Linked DNA regions of Mus musculus: region 1 is linked to region 2. A link is a loop called in an ENCODE intact Hi-C map of the cell type or tissue named here. Cell type or tissue: left cerebral cortex. All regions are shown on one strand. Links, peaks and the distances in the headings refer to the core of each region. The heading gives the core; the rest is flanking DNA. Region 1 overlaps Serinc5 (serine incorporator 5). Region 2 has its middle 24 kb from the start of Gm41018.

The links. A loop is a pair of places that touch in the nucleus more often than their neighbours do. Peaks named below come from ENCODE experiments on the same cell type or tissue, not always from the same donor. Only the 100,000 strongest peaks of a DNase experiment are listed, where the experiment ranks them.
Region 1: it touches region 2 in a loop (2.1-fold over the local background); 4 of 42 quality-filtered maps call a loop at or near these places.

What each region holds. Positions count from the first base shown.
Region 1 is chr13:92,627,880-92,636,215 of GRCm38, reverse strand. All of the region lies in intron 1 of Serinc5 (serine incorporator 5), which reads right to left. Among named protein-coding and RNA genes, the nearest start is that of Serinc5, 21 kb to the right of the region's middle. In left cerebral cortex, for the core only: no CTCF peak of the experiment used is centred there; DNase peaks (open chromatin) are centred at 2,662, 3,015 and 4,984; H3K27ac peaks cover 729 bases.
Region 2 is chr13:92,726,641-92,734,976 of GRCm38, reverse strand. No RefSeq gene overlaps it. Among named protein-coding and RNA genes, the nearest start is that of Gm41018, 24 kb to the right of the region's middle. In left cerebral cortex, for the core only: a CTCF peak has its summit at 1,456; DNase peaks (open chromatin) are centred at 991, 1,468 and 4,890.

The DNA of each region.
Region 1 (8,336 bases), core at 250-8,249, 99 kb after region 2:
ACAAAGACTGTTTACAACTGCAATGATGTAGAGAGGCTGGAAATCCACAGGTCCAGAGGCCTGATTACTTCATCTTGGGTAATTTTAGCTCCCAACAGCCACTGCTCGTCCACCTCTGTGTCCAATCTGAACTAACATCTGGTGATTAACAGATAAAAACCTTTTAAATATATTAATTTAGCAGAGCACCAACGTCCACACCCCAAAAGCTAAAAATGTCATCAGATAACATCTGAGGTCTAAAGAAAAGCTCCCTCCATCTTGCTGTAACCACCGTCTTAATTTATGACTTTTTTCTGTAAAACTATGAAACTGCTCCCATGACGCAATAAGGAACTTGTAGTGTCTGTGTTACTCTTCCATTGCTAAGAAGAGATACTATGAGCACGGTTCCTTCTAAAGAAGGTATCTAATTGGGGGCTTGCTTACACTTTCAGAGGGTTAGTCCTTGATCATGGTAGGGAACCTGATGGCAGGCAGACTAACTAGCCTGGCCCTGAAGTAGTAATTGAAAGCTTACAGGATGCTCATGCTGCAAGCAGGGAGGGAAAGACTGCACTGACGTGGACATTTGAAATCTCAAAGCCCACCCCAGTGACATGCCTCCTTTAATAAGGTCATACCTCTTCCAACTAGGTCCTTCCCAAACAGCTCCACTAACTGGTGACCTAACATTCAAACACATGAATCTATGGGGGTCATTCTCATTCAAACCACCCCATAGGGTAACCTACATCCCAGGCCATGGTCACTCAGAATGAGTCCAGAATAAACTCTCTCTTGTTCTCTTTAAGAGGAAAGCTGTATTTTTACACTGACAAGAGCACACCACCCCCCTTATGACTATTATATGGTAATGACTGTGTCCTTCTACAGGACACAGCTAAGTTTTTCAGTCCTGGGCAGCTAGCAGGAAGAAGGATTGAGCCAGAGGTCACTGGCAATAAAGAAAAGCTGACCCCAGACTGGAGGATCCGCCCTCTGGAGCTGTTTGCTTAGGACAGTAAAAGAAAGCAGCACACAGACGGGTCAGAGGGCCAGATCCTTCCAGCACCAACTTTCTGAAGTAGCTCCACAGGAGCCTTCTGGAGCAACCCCAGACCTCACAGCTGAACAGAAGTGTGACCTGAGAACATCCCTAAAAAGCTGGATGTCCAGGGCTCCCTGCCTAGTCCAGACCTCACATCTCAACAGAAGAAGAAAGCCTGCAAGTCCAGAGCCTCTAGGCTCTTCATTCTACACTTACTTTGAAAGTTTGCCACGTTCCACCAGGCTTTATGTGTTAGGGATTATTAGAACTCAACAGGAAGCGCAGTTTTCTCTGTGAGATGCCAGACATCAGCTGTACAATCATAGTCAAGATGTACACAATTCAAATGGTGCTGAATCACACCAGAGCAGACCTGGGTACCAGCCTCCATCCAATGGCAGGTGCCCCTCCCACCCTCCACCCCCAACTCCACAGCAACCCAAGGCTGTAACTTCCACCACCTACTTCTACAAGCACACAACGTCTTTTTCCAAAGTGAAGTGACAAATTTACCATAGTCTTAGGTATTCTGAGCAACTTTTGATTTGTAAAATGGTTAACACTATTTTCACCAGGTTCCTTTTTAAAAATAATTATTTTGTGTGTATAGATATACTTCTTCCTGCACGTATAGCTGTTTACCACTTGCATGCTTGGTGCACACAGACACTAAAAGAGGGTGTCAGACCTGCTGGGACCAAGGTCACACATGACTGTGAGCCACCATGTGGGTCCTCAGAATTGAAACCAGGTCCTGTGAAAAAGCAGACAATGCTTTCAACTGCTGAGCCATCTCTTCAACCTCAAGCTTTCTTTTTTTAAAAAATGTGCTAGTGAGAAGGTGATAAGTGTGCCCCATGTGGATTTTGCCCCATGAGGCTGTGGCTTGTCTTGCTGGGTTCTGCATTCCTTGTATGAGTGCACAGCATGGGGCTCTAAGCCTAGAGTAAGAGATACTACTTATGACACTTTATAATACACTGTCTAAAAGAAAACAGTGAAATAGATGTTTATTTTATTAAGTTAATACTACTAAATATATGCTAAAGGTTGTGTGTGTGGAGTGTGTGCATGTTTGGCAGTGTGTGTGCATGTGTGACAGTGTGTGCCTGTGTGGCAGTGTGTGTGTGTGTGTGTGTGTGTGTGTGTGTGTGTGTGTGGAGGATGGATGGAAGCTGACGTCAGTTATCTGCCATGGTCATCTTTCATGCTATTCATTGAGGCGGGGTCTCGCAATTGAACCCAGATCAGCCTCCAGCAATGGGAACTGAGTTTACTGGTGACAGCAGCCAGCACTGGGGTAGTCTGTACTGAACTCATAACCAAGCGACTACAATCAGAGCAAGAGGGCTTGACTATGCCTGCTGCCCCTGGGCTCTTCTGCCTCCTCCTCACAGGACCCTAGAGCTCTTTATTAGCTTCTCAAAGGCAGAAAGGTAGTGGCTGGATCCCAGCATCCTTCCCAATCTACTGTGGCTCTCTCAGTAGATTGCTTTCCTCCACCAGCATTAATTTCTTTTGCCGTTTTTGTTTCCGGGGGAGTGGCTGAACCTGGTCTACTGGTGACAGTGCTCACAGTCAGCCAGATACAAGCAGTGAAACAAGGTTAATATGAAGGAGTCTGGGGATGTGAAAAATTAGCACTTGTGTTCTAGCTGCCTGGGAAGTAGCTGCCTGGCTCCTCCTAACGATCTTACTAAAGCTGCTTGCAGGAATAAAACCAAAACCTAAAGAAAGCAATTTTTAAATCTACATTTAGGACCAATTTAAGAGACCAGGCTTCAATCAGCTAGACCCTGGCCTCTGACCAACAACCTAAAGCTCATTATACTGATCTCTTGCATGGGCCATCTCTGTTCAATCCTTGGAATCCACACAGAGGAAGAAGAAAAACAAAGCTAGCAGGTTGTCCTACAAATTACACACACACATGCACACATGATACACATACATAAAGCAACCTCACATTTAGAACCATAAACTAATAGAAGAGATTCTTTCCTTTAATGAAAAAAAGATGGGTGGGGCACTTGTCTTTGTGTGCAGGCACAAGAGGCCACAGATCTCCCCGGAGCTGGAGTTACAGGCAGCCATAAGGCAGCTGATGCAGTGCAGGGAACCAAGCTCAGGATTTTCGGAAGAGTGAGTGCTCTTTACTACAGATCCATCTCCCCAGATCCTAGAGGAGGGCAAATATTCAGAAGACAGGAGAAAAATCAGCAGGCTTTGCTCTCAGACAGGGTAATACTCGGCTCTTCCCACCTCCCTATCTTCACCCCTCAGTACCTGCCTCCTGCAGTGCCTTCTCCCCCACATGCAACTGTGCCCTTACATCCTATCCGTGTATGCTCCTAGCTTGTGACCTCTACATTCCAGCTCCCACGTGCCCCTCCATGGCCAATTGTATTTCCCAATGCTGAAAAATCTGTCAAATTCTGTTGCATTTCCCAGACTCCTCATTAGAAACTTGACAGTGAATATGTGGATGGTAACAAATATCCACTTCCCGTTGTGGCCTCTGCTGTAGGAGGTCCTGGGGCAGGCAGGCAGGCCCAATGGTCTAAACAGGACTACTCCATAAACTGCAGTCAAAGAAACTGACTTACTGTGTGCATTTGTTTTTAATGAATTCTACCATGGTAAAAAGACACCACGTATCTGTTTTTGGCATAGAGTCCTCATAACACTAAGGCAATAGAGTTGTAAATCTGAGGCCAACCTAGGCTACAGAGTGAGTTCCAGGACAGCCTGGACTGTTTGGCTAGTTTTTGAGTTTGGTGGTAGATAAGTACATAAAAATAAATTTGATAATGAAAAGTGTAAACTCCAACGTGATACTCCACAGCTTCGTATCGGCTGCTCTAACAGTACAGCGCTCAATGAGATGTGTAGGCTTTTATGTGTATAGGAGTGGGGAAGCAATACGCATGCGGAGGTTCCAGGACCACTTGCAGGAGTCAGTTCTCTCCTCCAACCAGATAGGTCCCAGGAAATGAACTCAGGTCACCTGGTTTGTGAGCCATCTCATGAGCCCTCACCCCCTCTCATGTAGACCGATTTACTTTGCATGGTCCTATCAGATCCCTCTACTCTGAAGACCCTACACAAGCCCATCTATCTCTCCTTTCCCAGAGAGCAAAGGCTCCAAAGCTGAGGTGTGTAACTCTCCACAAGCTGCGAAGAAGGCCACCTTAGGAGGGATGTCACCCTAAGAAGCTAAGCACTGATTCACAAGTTGTGGCTAAGTGGCTAAGCGGATAAGCCTTTCATGTATATTATCCTAGATAGCCAGTGAAGATACTCCAGCAGACAAACTGCTTTAAGGATTCTGTCAGCTCTAAAACAAAAACAGCAAGGCAATGGAGTTAAGTCAAAAGTGCTCCAGGGTCCTTACACAACACTAGCAAAGCCATGGATACAGAATCCAAGTCAGACAAGTTTCATTACTATGGTTACAAAGCACTGCCGTTGTTTCTGGGCACACCACTGTACATCAGAGCATGAAGTCAGGAACAAAAGACCAAATTCCTCCTTGGTTCCTGTGAACCAAGATCAGAGCCAACTGTGAGAGCTAGCCCTCCATTAAAGTACAACAGAGTCCAAGAACAAAAAGCTGGGGAGAATTCCACCAAGACTCTACAAGCTTTGTTTCAAAATGCAATTAGTCAGTCTATAAAAATGTTGTGTAAACAGAAGTCCAGTTTTCCTTCGGCTCTTCGTCTTCTCATAAACACGGCTCGAGGTTGTATATGCGCTTGTCCTACTTCTCTCTTGACTAGACACGGTTTCGTGAGGAGCAAAGAATGCTATCTAGTCACTTATTCCTACTGGAACATGACTTCAAACCACAGTGCTTAAAACTTACTCTGTGATACAAGCCCAGTCCAACTAAGTTTTTCCGCAGCAGCTGCTTTCCAAACACTTCAGCAACTTTAATCTCAAGGCAAACTACAGAAGAAAGGCCTAGAGCAAAAGCCTCCTCCCTTAAGATGCTGACAGATGCTTTACATAAGCAGACCAAACCACGGATTGAATTTCCTACGCGTACACTGACTACTACCCTGATTTGCAGGTTATACTGTAAAAATCATTTAAAATTATCATTCATAAGAAAATAAAATAATCATTAATATATAAACTAGACACTGTAGGTAAGGTTTTACAATGCTCTTTTACTAGGGCTGCAGAGGGTCCCTTCTGATCACTTAGAAAGCCTAGAATTTGAGGACAATTACAGTGGCCTAGTTTAGTAATTTGACCAATAATACTGCTCTCAACACTCAATCAAAACACTGAACTCCACTGACAAACAGCAATATGAAATGAAAATTTACCAGCACAGCTGTCTGCCCTGGGGTGACAGCACAGCAGCCTGCCTTTCTTAGTATAGGGGTGAACACCTGTAATTCCAGGATTTGAGAAGCTGAAGCAAGAAGACTACAGTGAGTTCAAGGCCAGCTACTCTGCAAATACACAGTTCCAGGCCAGCCTCAGCTATAGGTAAGATCCTGTCTGGGAGGGAAAAGAATTTCTGTCATCCCAGCACTAAAAAGGAGAGCCAGGAGGATGGCTACAAGTTCATAGCCAGTCTGAGCTAACAGCAAGTAACAGGCTATCTTAGTTACTGTTCTATTGCAGTGAAGAGACATCATGATCATGGCAACTTTTATGAAAGAAAGCATTTAACTGGTGGCTTGCTTACAGTTTCAGAGGCTTGGTCCACTGTCATCATGGCTAAGAATGGTGGCATGCATGGCACTGAAGCAATAGCTGAGAGCTACATCCTGAGACAACATTGGACCTGGCTTGGTCTTCTGAAACCTCAAACCCCACCCCCAGTGACACACTTCCTCCATCAAAGCCACACCTACTCCAACAAGGCACACTTCCTAATCCTTCTAATCTTTTCAAATAGTGCCACTCCCTGTTGACTTAGCATTCAAATATATAAGCCTATGAGGACCATTCTTATTCAAACTGACAACATGGGCCAACCAGGGCTACATAGCAAGACTATGCGTGCGTGCGTGCGTGCATGCGTGCGTGCGTGTGTGTGTGTGTGTGTGTGTGTGTGTGTGTGTATCTGTCTGTCTGTCTGTCTATCTGTCTTATACAGCTCAGACTACAAGTAGCCATGCCATCAGAATCACTGTCTTACCTCCACTGAGATTTTAAGGATGATTATATTAAAACACTTGGGCAAGTACTAAGTGAAGTTGATGCGACTCATAGTCTACTCACTGCCTGACACCCTCTATGGGAAATCTACTGTCAATGTTTACATGGAAAACACCAGTCAGGGAGCAAGCACTGGGGTAGGGGTATGAGTTTATCTCTTTAGCTCAGAGATTAGTCAGAACCTGTTTTCCATTTCCTCTATACTAGTGGCTCCCCAGCCTCCCAAGCACTCTGCACTCTGCTCTGCCAGCAAAGACCCAGCCTTCAGCCGTTTGTCAGCTAGCCCAGGTCAGCTATCATGAAACTCAAGGGAAAAAAGGGGCAGAGACTTATCTCTTCAACACTGGGGCGTGGCTAAACCCTACTAAGAAACTGGCCACCATTCCGTTATCAGTATCAGCTCATTGTGAGCCAGACTAGCTGACAGCTCCATCAATAGTACACTGCCTGGCAGCATGGTTGAGACAGTATATAGGCATCCACTGTATTCTGCCTGCATTTTATATGCTAAAAAATGTATATGACTAGAAAACTAAAAGTGCCCCATGCTAGTGATAATGACAAGACTCAAATTTAGTGTAGACAAAACAACACTAGGCGCAATAAGACAGGAAAAATGTCAGAACAGTGAGTTGACTCATTGGGACACTGATGTGCATGGGTGTGGGTATGTGTGGGTGTATCAATAAATACGATTATGAATATATATACATATATATACACACACATGTGTGTATATATATGTATATATGAAGCTAAAGCTCAAAGTTAAAAGACTGAAAATGTAAAATCACACATATCAAACAAAAATGACTGGATGTATTAAATATCAAAACATGGTTCTCTCTGGGTAACAATAAGGGATTTTTTTCTTCTCCTCACTGTTTTACAATACTGCCACACAGTTCGAGTCTTGAAAAGAATAAATCTGTGCCTGGATTCCTTCTAAGCAAGGGTGGGAGCATCCGACATGATGAGGACTCATCAAAGCCCAGGAGGACAAGGGCTTTGTAACCCTCATCAAGGCATTCAGCAAGGTGCATGCTCTGCACATGAGATGCCACACTGTACTAGCCAGGACTCACTTCTAGTGCACTAGATAACAAATGCCAGGTGGTGGACACAGATCTAAGCCAGAGTCTGAAAATATTGATCTAGCTGCCTGTGTCTTGAAAGTAGACACTTAGGTTTCCTAGAGGAGCACAAAGGATCTTCTCAGGGGTCATCAATATTTTATGGTATGTAATGGACATTTTATATTTGTATGTGTGTCTCTCTGTACATGTGCATGCATATCCGTGTGTGTGCGCGTGCGTGCGTGTGTGTGTGTGTGTGTGTGTGTGTGTGTGTGTGTGTGTGTGTGTGTTGCGCGCACATGTATTCACAGAGGCCAGAGGAGGGCACCAAAGCTGCAGTTACAGGCAGTTTTGAGTTAGCTGCCAGTTCAGCCACCACTCCTAAGTCACCTCCCCAGAGCTGTAATTTACTTTTTAAGTACATCTTCACGGGCTGTCTACAACCCCAAGGTGGTCCATCACTTGCCCTAAAGACCACTTAATAGCTATAAGAAGCCTCTTGCATGGGTTCCAATTACCCATAACTCAGAAGATGCCAGAGAACCGACCCATCAGCACACCAAAAGAAACAACCAAACCTCAAGATCCTGGACACCTATGACTCGAGCCAAGCTCAGGCCACACACAACTAAGCTTCCTGTGTGGAAAAGCAACCACCGTCTGCCGTAGCTAACATTCCCCTTTTATGCAGCATTTACTAAGGGATTCCAAGCTTCCTCCTGTCCCTTAGAAACACAAACGCAAGAGAGGCCTCTTTTTTTGTTCTTTTTTTTTTTTTCAGTTTCTGCATCTGTAGGTTCACTCAACATCTGGATCCAGGTGCAGCGGCACCCCAAGCACCGAGGAGGCTGAGGCAGGAAGGTGGTGAGGTTAAGGCCAGCTTGGTCTACAGTGAGATCCTGTCTCACAAACGTTACCCGTAAGGGATGTAGCACAGCAGTTATGTATTTGCCTCGAATGTGCAAAGCCCTGGTTCAGGCTTCCAAATCTCAACAATCGCCAGGCAGTCATGGTCTACACTTTTGGTCCTGGCACTCAGGAGGCAGAGGCAG
Region 2 (8,336 bases), core at 247-8,246:
ATTCTTTCCTCCAAGAAGACAAGAGCTAAGGAGAACCTTCACCAGGTTACAGATACAGAAGGTTCAGTATCATCCTGGTAGGGCCCACAAGGCGATCAGTCCCCAGAACAGAGCTCACCTGGGCCAGGCAAAGTGTCTGTCCCAGAATGGCTGGGCAGAAGTCCCTTGAGTTCCACAAGAAAAGGGCACCGCCTTCTTCTCCAATCACTCTGGTTGTAGCTATGAAAGTAATGGGTGCTGTGATCAATTTGGCCACACTTTTGGACTGGATTTTACCCCATTTTGAATGTGAGTGAGTGAGTGAGTGAGTAAGTGAGTGAGTGGTTCTCTGCTTGTCTATACAAGGGAAAGCCCATTGTCTGCCTGCTCGCCCAGATCCAATTTGATCATTAATGCCAGTAGTTACACCTGTGACTATAACAATCATATTGGAAAGCCTAGAGACACATGCTCACCAACCACACCATGTACAAGCTGGGGCAGGCCTCTGAAGGTAGCACCCCAAGGCTGACACGTGACCAGCACACTGAAGTGCGGGTCGTGAACCTTACTCTGGAGAAATGCCGCAGTGGAGGACCCCAGCCTAGGACCCTGGCTCTAACTCAGGCGCACTTTCTCCTGCTGGTGCCCGCTTCAAAGTGGCAATTCCAAACGGCCTATCATCTGGATCTGTATTTGGCAGCTCTGTGCATTCATTAGACATTTTATCTGGTCCCCTACAGAGAGTCCCAGTACATCAGCTCTCTGAGCTCCTTGAACACGGCAGCCTCTTTATTCCTGCCTGAGCCATTCTGTAGCCAACATCTATCTGCGGCATTATGTGAGGTGCGGTGTGTGGTCTGAGAAGTGATACCGGTCATTAAGATGGAGAAGAGAGAAAGAGTCGTGGTCATCGGTGCCTATGAGAGAAGACCCACGGCTGGGCCTTGGCTCTGGTGAGAAAGACCAACAGCCGGTGCCTGGCATGTCTCCGGGGACCTGGAATGACGTGTGCCTGGGCACAGCTTGCATCTCTGGCCCAAGAACCAGCTGGCACCAATAGAGCAAAGAGAGGGTCCCGAGTTTGTTCAGCCAGCTGGCAACATCCCAGCCCTATCTATCCCTCAACCATCTGGAAAATGGAAATGAGACCTCTGCTTGCTACCGAGTTCCTGGGATTTACTCATGAAGCCCCCACATACCTAGAGGAGGCTGCCCTGGTTTAAACTCTTGCTCGGCCTCTTTTGCTCGAAATAGCGAAAGTGACCCATAAATCGGTGCTCTCTGCCAGCAGCTGTGAGGGTCCTTGCCATTTCTGCTCTCCCACCCCATTGAAGGGAAGCCCCCTGCAGGCTCCTGCTGTGGGCCAGCCTCGTCTCTGAAGCAGAGAGTCCAACATCAGATCCAGCGGCTTTTGACTGGGGCTGAACGTCTGCTAGTATGGGTGCCGCTCCTTGCTCTATGGCGCCCCCTGGCTCTCAGCCAGGTTGCCCTGAATGCATATTCTGACTAGAGACAGGGAGGCAGAGCTTCTGCATGCCCCACATGCTTCCCGATCATGCAGATGTCACTGGTCCAAGTAAGAAGTGCTAGACAGCACAGCGGGAGGAAACTTTAGCCCAAAATGCATTCACATAGAAAGCTGGGCTCCTGGCCTAGCTGCTGGGTTAGAGCCCAGTGTAACGTTCTCTTAGATGTTCCAGACTGTGCAGAAATGGACCAGAAAGCCACGTCACTTGGCCTGCCCATCATTCCTCACGGCAGCAGTGGCACACAGCCTCGGAAACTAGGTGGCATTTAGCTGGGTATTCAAGCCAGACCCAGCAGTTCATCTTCAGTTGGGACTCTGGGATCTGTGGCCGAGGACAGCCCTGTCTAGGAATGTACCTGAAAAACACCACAGTCCTTTCCCTGTGGCTTTGCTAGACTTACCCGCCTCCCTCACCCACTCCAGCTCCAACAGGGTCCGGCCAAGCCTGGGGTGGATTCCTTCTGGTTAATTGCTTTTTTTCCTGGCAGGGTCTCTAAGTTCATGGAATCTGCCTCTTGTCAAAGGCAGAGTGTCAGTTGACCATTGAGCACAGGCTGCAGCTAGTCATGGGCACTCATTTTTCATTAGCAGCTCTCTTTCTTCTCCATACTTACTACGGTCCTACCACTCACTTTAGAATGTTCAGGAAAGTGGTGAAAATAAGACTGAGTCCGACATCAGATCCAGCTCCCTGCCAGCCTGCCCAACCTCCTGGCCTGGCCCAGCTCTCAGACCTGGATCAGTGTCCACCGTTTGGAAAATGACTTTCCGATCTGTGCAGTGTATAGTTGTGATTTGTATTCACGTCTGCACAGGTTCCACCGCCCCTGAAAGTTAATCCTGCAGCCTGCCATGCTGATCTGCACAGCCTTTGCCCGTTGCCTTTGGTACTGGACTGTGAGCTCCCATGACTTTCATCCCAGCGTTCCCAGGACTGACCCTGGACGAGCACACCCTGTGCCGGTTTTTCCAGCTACCCTCTCTGTGCTGCTAAACGGTGTGAATTCAGATACACAATCGATCACTACTCCACTTGATACGAAGTTGACCATCCACAGAAGCTTGCTGTCAAGTGGCCCTGTCTAGGAGTTGTGCACACCGTTTTCAAGTGAATGGGGTAGACACAAAATCCCATCTTATAGAGCAGGAAAATGTCTCTGCAGCTTGCTTCCCTCCATAGGCTGGGGTGGAGGGGTGGAGCCATCCAGTTCCCCATCTGGGTGAGAATTCCTCCCTTTGAGAGGTGTAAACAATGTCTACCCTAGTCCCAATGACAAGGCAAAGATAGATTCTGCCCAAGTTCACCCTGGGGGACCAATGAGCTCATTAGGCTTATTTACAGCGCATGGGTGACATTAAGTCAGCCCATTAGGTCTGTGCCAAGCATGGATGACAACTGCCATGGCTGCTCAGAGAGAGGCTCTCCTATCAGTCTTTCCCAACCTCTAGCGCCTCACTGGATTCCCACCCCTTCCACACGCCCAGCATGACCAGTGTAATGTATTCCAACGGCTGAGAGCGGTAGCCAGACACACAGGTGACAGCCAATGAGCCTCCCCCTCCCTCCTTCCACAAGGTGAATGCCAACAGTTAACAGTTCTAGCTGCAATGACTTTTCAAGCAGGCCTAGCTGAGCTGATGATAACGGCAGCTGTTTTGCTTGGAGGACAGCTTTCTGCTGTGCTTGATGGCCGGACTCCTTTGTTAGTAATCAAGAAGTATACTGCCCTCATCTTCCTTGTATCTACATACCCAATATAATAATAATAATAATAATAATATAATATAATAATAATAATAATAATAAATATGGTTCTCAGCACCAATGTGAGAGTTTTACTGAAATAATTTTCAAGAGACACTTCACCATTGAGCGGGGCTAGGAGGAACTAAGCTGATAAAATATTATGCAGGATCATTGTTGCCTGGTGTGCGTGGTGTTATGAATAGAAAACATCTCCTGTGGGTGTGTTAATGCTTAGTCTTTTGGGGAAGTGCTGGGAACTTGAGGAACTGAGGCGTAGCTGGGAGAAGTTGCAGCAGCCTACCTTTGAAAGTTGTCCCTGTACTTTCTTGTTCTGCCGTCTCTCCCTGCCTCTCTCCATCCCTGTCCCCAACCGAGAATAGCCTTTGCCACCTGCCCCTACCTTCATGATGATTCTTCTCACCAGAATAAACAGATCCAACCATGAAGGACCTCTGAAACCATGGACTAAAATAAATCTTTCCTCCTTGTAACTGCTGTCAGGCATCTGTCCTAGCAATGAACAACTTAACACGCACACAATACTCCAGACCAGGTCTAGCTCAGTCTCCAGCCAAGCACTGAACCATGCTGTGAAACTCCATGGTCCTTTCACTACCCTGAATATATTAAGAGTGTCTACTGTATTCTTATTTTAATTATATGCTCTGAAGCCATCAGCCACCAATTCAATCTCTTCCTCCCAATTTCAGTTTTCAGCATATAGCTGTGCAGGCTGCGGTACCTGTTAAATCGCATTGCAACGACTTGCTGTTGGCCATTTCTTCAAGAAGACTGGGCAGCTGAGTGTAGGACTTGTCCGTTTTCATGGTGCTAGAATTTGGCTTTTAGATGGTGTTTTGTATAACTTTGTTGAAGGAAAGAATGAAAAAAAAAAAAGTCCCAAGATGGGGATGGTTGGGCTGCGGATGGTTTAGGAGATAAAGTGCTTGCCATATATGCATGAAGATAGGAGTTGGGGTCCAGGCATGTGGCTGACTGTAATCCCAGCTCTCAGGAGATAGAGGCGGGGATTACTTCAGGGCAAGTTGGCTAGACAGAGTAACCAGTCTTGACAAGTCCTGAGTTTCAGAGAGACCCTGCCACAGAAAATAAAGACTGAGTGACAGAGGAAGAGAGCTGATTACATCTTCTGTCCTCCACCTGTACATGCACACACACACACACACACACACACACACAATTCCTGAGCTTGCTGCATAAAGGACTTTTTTGATCATTTCATTATACATTTGCCTCCTCAAAGGTCTAATGGGGACATTTGGTCAAGTTCATTTCAATGCCAGATAGGTTTATGAGTGCTGGCAAGAGTATTACAAAATGTATCAAGAGAAGCTCATTTATCCTCTACAGGCAAGGACATTTAGAACTCTCGAGTGGCTTTTATTTGAGACTAGATCTCGCTGTCCATGCCTCTGTCTCCACCTTCCAGGCACTGCAGATCGCCAGCATCTACCACACCACCATGCCGGGCTTTCTTCTGTGTCTCCTCAGAATATCTTCCGTGAGAATTCCGCCACTGCTGACAGTGGGGAAAATTACAGAAAGGAAAAGCCTACGGGAAGTCCTGCAGAATTGGTTACAAAGTCGTTGAAAGGGACAGAAGGCATCCATCCCACACACACGTGAAAGAAATCAACATGCTTCCTCTGGGAAACCCGTGCCCAGAAGTCTGGGAGGGTGGACGAACTCGGGGCGGGGCTAGAAGCCTCCACGTTGCTAGTTGAGATGCAGGCCCTTCCTCTTGGCTTCCCTGGCGCTTCTCTCTGTCCTACTTGGAGAAAAGCGAGTTGCATGCACCTTTCTAAATTCTAAAAACAGGCTTTCCTGTCAGAGTTACAGCCAGACGTTTTCCATTCCTTCCTGCCCTGAGAATTTTATCTGGACCCATGTCTGGACCGTTGACAGCTTCTGGGGGAAGAAATAGAAATGAAAATGAAGCCCGCATCCTCTCCTATCACAGGAAGAGAGTGGGACAGACCACTAGTCCAAAGCATCAAGAACCAAAGCAGAGGTTTCACTCTGAATGCCGCACTCACGTCCCTGGGACCTGCACCTTCATCCCCATGCCCGACCACCCTAGGTGGGTAAGGCAGAGGCTGAGAGCCAGGGTCTACTTCTCTTTCTCATGGGACAAGGCTCAGTAACAGAGCCCATCAATAGGTGCTTTACCTGCCCAGAGACTGACAAATCACTCCATTGGCCCCGAGGTAGCCAAAACTAGCTGGTACACCACGGCACACTTCATAGGCCCGATTGGCTTTGGCCTGGGAGCAGGGGATGCTATATCCTAGAGGTACCTGGGCCACTTCCAGCTCTTGTCTCCTGGAATTTGTGAACGCTTTGGAACAATGAGCAAGCTTACTACTAAAAACTCAGTAAAAAAGAAAGCTGGGTGGGCAGAAACTGGGGTGTTACAGGCCGAGGTCCAGAGGGTCTGCTCTGCCACTGACTTATGTGAGTACAGATGCAGACATAGTCTCCCCGAGCCCGTTTCTTTTGTACAGCAGGCTGCTGCTTATGTCTCCCTCAGAGCGGGTTCAGGTAAAATGATCGTCTGGTAGCTAGCCCAGACTAAATGCTGATTGATAGACTCAATGAAGGAAAAGGATGGATCATAACCGGTAATTACCCAAGGGTATCTGACTTTCCAATTTTATCCATCCTAGCTTTTCACTTCCAGTTTCTCCTGTAATGTGCCTTGCAGAACCTCCATAATTTTGTTGGTGTTGCAGTGTTGGGCACCAAATCCAGGGCCCCACCCACCAAGGTCGATTTCTCCCCTACTTTTAGTTTTGTATTTATTTTCTGTCCTGGAGATGATTTTGCATTTATAGAGTCAAGGATGTATTAGTTTTCCTGATGCTGGTGTTAGAAACAAAAAGCAAAATCACTAACACAAACTTGTTAAAAATAATTAATCTCAGTTGGGGGATCCTACCCTGCCTTTTACCATTCACTTCCCAGATAAAAGACATACAACCTGTATATTTATAATAAGCCTTATGCACTACAGCTGGGCAGATATCTACCTTCTGTGAGTATCCACTTCCCTATCAATGACCCTGAGGTATCACTTGCTATGTCCAATCTGAACTGCTATTATTATTATTATTTACATTTCAAATGTTATCCCCCTTTCTGGTTTCCCCTCCAAAAACCTCCTATCCCTCCCCCCCACTCCCCCACCCCCGCTCCCCAAGCCACCCACTCCTACTTCCTGGCCCTGGCATTCCCCTACACTGGGTCATAAAGCCTTCACAGGACCAAGGGCTTCTCCTCCCATTGATGTCCAACAAGGCCATTCTCTGCTACATATGCAGCTGGAGCCATGGGTCCCTCCATGTGTACTCTTTGATTGGTGGTTTAGTCCCTGAAGCTCTGGGGGTACTGGTTAGTTCATATTGTTGTTCTTCCTATGAGGCTGCAAACCCCTTCAGCTCCTTGGGTCCTTTCTCTAACTCCTCCATTGGGGACCCTGTGCTCAGTACAATGGTTGGCTGTGAACATCCACCTCTGTATTTGTCAGGCACTGGTAGAGCCTCTCAGGAGACAGCTATAATAGGTTTCTGTCAGCAAGCACTTGTTGGCATTCACAATAGTGTCTGGGTTTGGTGACTGTATATAGGATGGATCCCCAGGTGGGGCAGTCTCTAGATGATCATTCCTTCAGTCTCTGCTCCACCCTTTGTCTCTGTAACTCCTTTCATGGGTATTTTGTTCACCCTTCTAAGGAGGATTCTGAGCTTCTGGGCTAATATCCGCTTATCAGTGAGTGCATATCATGTGTGTTCTTTTGTGATTGGGCTACCTCACTCAGGATGATATCCTCCAGATCCATTCATTTGCGTAAGAATTTCATGAATTCATTGTTTTTAATAGCTAAGTAATACTCCATTGTGTAAATAAACCACATTTTCTGTATCCATTCCTCTGTTGAAGGACATCTGGGTTCTTTCCAGCCTCTGGCTATTATAAATAAGGCTGCTATGAGCATAGTGGAGCATGTGTCCTTATTATATGTTGGAACATCTTCTGGATATGTGCCCAGGAGTGATATTGCTGGGTCTTTAGGTAGTACTATGTCCAATTTTCTGAGGAACACCAAACTGATTTCCAAAGTGGTTATACCAGCTTGCAATCCCACCAGCAATGGAGGAATGTTCCTTGTTCTCCACTTCCTCGCCAGCATCTGCTGTCACCTGAGTTTTTTATCTTAGCCATTCTGACTGGTGTGAGGTGGAATCTCAGGGTTGTTTTGATTTACATTTCCCTGATGAGTAAGGATATTGAACACGTTTTTAGGTGCTTCTCAGCCATTTTGGTATTCCTCAGTTGAGAATTCTTTGTTTAGCTCTGGACCCCATATTTAAATAGTGTTATTTGGTTCTCTGGAGTCTAACTTGTTGAGTTCTTTGTATATATTGGATATTAGCCCTCTATCAGATGTAGGATTCATAAAGATCTTTTCCCAATCTGTTGGTTGCCATTTTGTTCTATTGATAGTGCCCTTTGACTTACAGAAGCTTTGCACTGAGGTCCCATTTGTCAATTCTTAATCTCAGAGCATAAGCTATTGGTGTTCTGTTCAGTAAAATTTCCCTTGTGCCCATGTGCCCAAGACTCTTTCCTGCTTTCTTTTCTACTAATATCTATTAAATTAAAATATATTAATTTCCTATTAATATATTTTCTATGGTTTTATGTGGAGGTCCTTGATCCACTTGGCCTTGAGCTTTGTACAAGGAGATAAGAATGGATCAATTCACATTCTTCTACATGATAACTGCCAGTTGAGCCAGCACTTGTTGAAAATGCTGCCTTTTTCCCCCCCACTGGATGGTTTTAGCTCCTTTGTGAAAGATCAAGTGGCCATAGGTGTGTGGTTTCATTTCTGTGTCTTCAATTCTATTCCATTGCTCTACCTGTCTGTCATTGTATCAATACCATGCAGTTTTTTATCACAATTGCTCTGTAGTACAGCTTGAGGTCAGGGATGGTGATTCCACCAGAAGTTCTTTTATTGTTGAGAATAGTTTTCAATATCATAGGTTTTTTTGT